2 separate regions of the Homo sapiens genome follow, and region 2 is linked to region 1. A link is an interaction called in ENCODE POLR2A ChIA-PET data of the cell type or tissue named here. Cell type or tissue: PC-9. All regions are shown on one strand. Each heading gives the region's core, and the rest is flanking DNA. Links, peaks and the distances in the headings are about the cores only.

Evidence for each region. ChIA-PET counts read pairs that join two places held together with the same protein. Peaks named below come from ENCODE experiments on the same cell type or tissue, not always from the same donor. Only the 100,000 strongest peaks of a DNase experiment are listed, where the experiment ranks them.
Region 2: POLR2A ChIA-PET joins it to region 1 with 6 read pairs; 2 of 35 experiments call an interaction of 5 or more read pairs at or near these places.

What each region holds. Positions count from the first base shown.
Region 1 is chr4:165,141,230-165,144,150 of GRCh38, forward strand. No RefSeq gene overlaps it. Among named protein-coding and RNA genes, the nearest start is that of TMEM192, 30 kb to the left of the region's middle. In PC-9, for the core only: no CTCF peak of the experiment used is centred there; no DNase peak of the experiment used is centred there.
Region 2 is chr4:165,198,480-165,201,400 of GRCh38, forward strand. No RefSeq gene overlaps it. Among named protein-coding and RNA genes, the nearest start is that of KLHL2, 7.6 kb to the right of the region's middle. In PC-9, for the core only: no CTCF peak of the experiment used is centred there; a DNase peak (open chromatin) is centred at 1,432; H3K4me3 peaks cover 445 bases; H3K27ac peaks cover 1,718 bases.

The sequences.
Region 1 (2,921 bases), core at 286-2,785:
TACTACATCTCACCTGGACTATTTCAATAGCTTTCTAATTAGTTTTTCTATTTCAATCCTTATCTTAATCCCATTCTGGCTTTTAAAAATTATTTATTTATTTTGAGACGGAGTCTCACTCTGTTGTCCAGGCTGGAGTACAGTGGTGCGAATGCAGCTCACTGCAACCTCTGCCTCCCAGGTTCAAGCGATTCTCATGCCTCAGCCCCCTGAGGCTCTGGGATTACAGGCGTGTGCCACCACGCCCAGCTAATTTTTTTATTTTTAGTAGAGACTAAATTTCGCTATGTTGGTCAGGCTGGTCTCAAGTGATCCGCCCACCTCGGCTTCCCAAAGTGCTGGGATTACAGATGTGAGCCACCGCGCCAAGGCCCCAGTCTATTTTATACACATCAGCCAGAGTGATCTGTGAAAATCGAAAACCAAGTCAGGACACTCCTCTGTTCAAAGTGCTCAAATGGCTTGCCATCTTGCTCTGAATACCATCAGAAATCCTTATCATGGCTTTTAGGTAGCAAGAGTAGAACATCAGAATTTACATTAGTCTGAGAGATTCTAGATCTACACCCACAGAATTCACAGAGAATTATGATGGTCCTGGGGCCTTTGGACAAGGCATTTATAGTAACATACCTTAACGTTGACAAAATGAGACAAAACCCAGAACCTTCACTTTAACACTGAAAGGAGAATCTCTAGGGAGAGGTGAGTAACTAAACCCACTTGCTTTTATCAATTTTACTTTAAATTTGGGGTCCCCTTGCAGTTTTTTTTTTTTTTACTGTTGCCACTAACAGGCTAGGACCTTACTTTCCTCATTTTGTAAATGGAGGTATTAATTATACCTATGTCATAGGGTTATAAAACTTTGAATGAGTTAATAAATGTAAAACACTTAGAACCAGTTCTGGTACACAGTAAACACTCAGTACATTTCAGCTAATATTATTAGCACTGTATCTTAGTACCTAACCATAACCATCTCATTCAGTAACATAACTGGTCTTAACTCAAATAGTAGCTAATTCCACTTACCTGTCATCGCTCATAGGCAGTCATTTACATGGGCAAAGATAAAGGCTAGGACAAATTTATCCCAAAACATTTTTTTTGTTTTTTTTTTTGTTTTGGCTTTTGGTTTTCGTTTTGAGACAGTCTCACTCTGTTGCCCAGGCTGGAGTGCAGTGGTGTGATCTTGGCTCACTGCAACCTCCGCCTCCTGGGTTCAAGCGATTCTCCTGCCTCAGCCTCTGTAGTAGCTGGGACTACAGGCACCCGCCACCACGCCCGGTTATTGTTTGTATTTCTAGTAGAGATGGGGTTTCACTATGTTGCCCAGGCTGGTCTTGAATTCCTGACCTCAGGTGATCCACCTGCCTCAGCCTCCCAAAGTGCTGGGATTACAGGTGTGAGCCACTGCACCTGGCCAGTAAATATAATTTCTAAATAATTCATTTTCATTGTGTTTTCTGAAAAGATTCTTTATCTGGAATAGGGGCTGACTTAATGAGAACTTTAGTACTTGGCTGCCTGAGAAGTGTAACTCAGACTTACCCATCACACTGCACTTAGGAAACTCCATCCTGTCATTCTGTAATGTGGCAAGAATTCAAAAAGTTCTTCATGTGCCACTTGGAGAACAAAGAGAAATGTAAGCTGTGTGTTCAGCAGTTAATAAGCAAAGAAGAATAGTGTGTTGTCAGAGAGATAAAAGGTCCATTTTGTTTTAGGGACCATTAATCATTTAGCTTTGTTCTAATATTTGTCGTTGATATCAATTTTTAGAGAAAGTGCAGGATTCTAGAAAGAGGGTAACAGCCTCGATCCACTTTGAGGGCAGTTACAAGGGAGGTAATGTGGCGTGAGTACTTTTCTACTCTCTGAGGACTTCCATCCTTCTTTGACACTCAGCTGCTCTCCTCTCCTTTCTTCTCCCTACTCTACAATCTGACCCCTTACCATTCTATCATAGACTCCAAGCACTGATGCTACCCTCTAGTTGTCCAGGACTTAGCATGACATATCCCATTCCTTGACCATTGCTTACCTTCCCACCACTATTTCTTCACCCATCAACCACCTACATTGAGGAGAACTTTTCTGTCACATTTTCTCTCCTCAAAGCCCTAACAGGTGACTGCTGCTCACCAGACTAGTTAGCGAAAGGAGTGAATGGCCAATACCGTTTTGTTTTGTTTTCTTTTGTTTTGTTTTGTTGTGTTTTGAGGTAGAGTTTTACTCTTGTTGCCCAGGCTGGAGTGCAATGGTGCTATCTCGGCTCACTGCAACCTCTGCCTCCCAAGTTCAAGTGATTCTTCTGCCTCAGCCTCTCAAGTAGCTGGGATTACAGGCACATGCCACCACGTCCAGCTAATTTTGTATTTTTAGTAGAGACAAGGTTTCTCCATATTGGTCAAGCTGGTCTCGAACTCCTGACCTCAGGTGATCCGCCCACCTCAGCCTCCCAAAGTGCTGGGATTACAGGCGTGAGCCACCACACCCGGCCACCAATACTGTTTTTTTAGATAAGCTTGCAAAAATGTATTTGCTTATTAACAGGGTATCTGGGAGTGGCAATGCCTTAATTAAAGGACCAGTTTCTCCAATAATAGAATTAGGGACATTTTGACATCCCAGATGGAAAGCGATTTTCTTTCTTTTCTGTATTATATGATCATCAAATTTAATTTTATTACATCAATATTATTACAACCAACTTGAACATGTATTACTCTGGCCAGGTTTTTTGTTTTTATTAGTTTTTTAAAAATTAATTTTTATTGATTTTGAATTCACATACCCTAAAATACCCTAAATTTTTAACCAAATCTTGAATTTGGTCAAAATTCAGTGATTTTTTGGTATATTTACAAAGTTGTGCAACTATCACCACTAATTCCAAAATCTTTTCATAGTCCCAA
Region 2 (2,921 bases), core at 256-2,755, 57 kb after region 1:
AGATACCTCCACTTACTCATAAAAATTATTTGGTGTGGAATAAGGTATGAGAGAAAAATCTCTCAAAGATGATTTAATCACCACAATTACCAAAGTAGTTGGTGGTGGTCACATGATGGATTTTGAAAACCACATAAGTGAGGTTCCATTGTATAAAGATATTTTTATTCATAGCTTATGATACAAAACTGAACCAATGAATTTTCAAATTATCCTAGATACTGAACATTAAGAAAAACTTTGATTCATTTAAAAATACATAAATTATTTTCATTTCACCCCCCAAAGTATGGTGCTTCACTGTTCCAAAAATACTACACATTCAAATAAACTGTAATTATGAACACATACAGCTTCCCACAGTTAGAACTTTAAAGATGAATTGTGTTAAATAAAATGCATGTTGCTGCAATATTTAAATATGCTTTAAAGTAAATCATTATTATAAGTAGGTATGTAATTACTATGGCTTTAGGAAGGTTTAACTGGGAACTAAAATACAAAAGAATAAAATTTCTGCAGCTTTTGACCAAAATACAATGAATAGATATCCACCATAAATCTGCTCTCTAATCCCTCATTCCAGGTCTTCCTAGATGAGGTAACTGGAATGAAAAATCATAGAGAGAAAAAGTAAAATTTGGAACAAAAGATATGAAAAATAGAAATAGAGAATCTAGAAATATTAAGAACTTCAGGCAATGTAAAATCCAATTTTTAAAAAAACGAATCTTTACTGGAGGAGTAGTGGCTTTGAATCTATCTCCCTAAGGATTAGAGCAAAAATAAGATTTCCAAAAGAGTGGGTATGTTTTGGTCAGAATGGAGGAGGAAGTTGTCTGTGGTACTAAGATGCAATGTAGTACCCACCTGGCACTAGGTACTCTTTAACCTAATGCATTAGTCAACCTTCTAGTATTCAAGTTTTTCCCTGAAATTTGCATCATTTTAACTTGTACATGTACTGGCAACTGGCAGCTGAGCTCTCCCTGCCTGGGTCTCCCACAGTTACAGCAAATTGGCAGTAAGCCTTCCTTAGCAGCTGCTAATGGGCTGAAGGTACCTACAGCATGATTCCACTTACATGAAACAAATACAAACCCACCTATTTCCATGTGTACCACATATGTATGCAACTACACAGAAAAATGTTTGAAAAGATACACTTAAAACTGTTAACATGTGCTACTTCTGGTGAGGAGATTAAGGGAAAGGTCAATGAGAACTTTCATTTTATGGTTTGAATTTCTACTATAAGAATGTAATCATTTTCTTTCCAGTAAAGCCTTGTGAAAAAAAAAAGGATGTAATCCTGTATTATTTGCTTTGAATTATTTTAAAAATTAGCAACCAAGAAAGCAGCCCTGGGACGCCAGCCAATGCCCAGAGCAATGTGAAGAACAATGTAGTTGACCACAGAAAGCTGCATTACCAGTTTCTTCAGGGGCCAATAACTTTATGAGAGTGAATCTATCTTTGTACCAGGTGTCCTTGATCTGGCTAATCTACAACTTTCCGCTGGACATTTCACTGGGATATCTTGAGGTTCCTGCAAACTCTGTAGGCCTAAAACCACACACCATCATCTATCCCATGTGACTTTCTTATTTTTACCAACTCTATCATCATATTTTCAGGCTACTTCATCTTCCTTGCCCCCCATATCCAATTAGTCACTGAGTCATGTTTATCCCACCATTGCCATTTGGCTGCTTCTTTTCATTTGTGCCACACTACACTACTTCATGCTTTTATCATGGATAAACTTTTTTTTTTTTTTTTTTTAGATGGAGTCTCATTCTGTTGCTCAGGCTGGAGTGCAGTGGCACCATATCAGCTCACTGCAACCTCTGCCTTCCAGGCTCAAGTGATTCTCATGCTTCAGCCTCCTGAGTAGCTGGGATTATAGGTGTGTGCCACCACACCAGGCTAATTTTTGTATTTTTTAGTAGATACAGGGTTTTGCCATGTTGGCCAGGCTGGTTTTGAACTCCTGGCCTTAAGTGATCCACCCACCTCAGCCTCCCAAAGTGCTGGGATTACAGGTGTGAGCCACCGCGCCCGGCCACTTTTCTCTTTCTTAAGTGCTCAAGTCAGAGTTTATCTTACTTGTGAAGACTCTGTTGTCTGGTATTTTTGTTTAATTAGTTTTATTTATTTAAAAAAAAAATTTTTTTTTTTGAGATACAGTCTTACTCTGTCGCCCAGGCTAGAGTGCAGTGGTACCATCTTGGCTCACTACAACCTCCAATTCCCAGATTCAAGTGATTCTTCTGCCTCAGCCTCCCAAGTAGCTGGGATTACAGGAGCCTACCACTATGCCTGGCTAAGTTTTTTGTATTTTTAGTAGATACGGAGTTTCACCATGTTGGCCAGGCTAGTCTTGAACTCCTGACTTCAGGTGATCCATCTGCCTCAGCTTCCCAAAGTGCTGGAATTACAGGTGTGAGCCACTGTGCCTGGCCTAGCTTTATTTTTTAGAGACAGGGTCTGGCTCTGTCACCCAGGCTAGAGTGCAGTGGCACAATCATAGCTCACAACAGTTTTGAACTCCTGGACTCAAGCAATCCTCCCACCTCAGCCTCCCAAAGTGCTGAGATAATTAGTTTTATTTAAAATTTGGATTTATTTTTATGACTGAAGTTGATTACAGTTATCTTAAGGGGAGAATCCTTGTCCTAAGTTTCATATTACTCCTAACTGCTCCCCCAGACGGACTCACCTATCACAGTGTAATCATCAAAGAAGGCATTCAATAAATTTGTTGGCTGATTGACTCACTGAAATCAAAGAAAATTTCTCTGTACCTTCTTTATTTCTGGGTATCATTGTTTATATGCTTCCAAAAGTAAAAAAGAATAAATTTGATACATTGATGTAGCCATATATCTATTAAAATGCACATTGCTTGAATTTTGAGT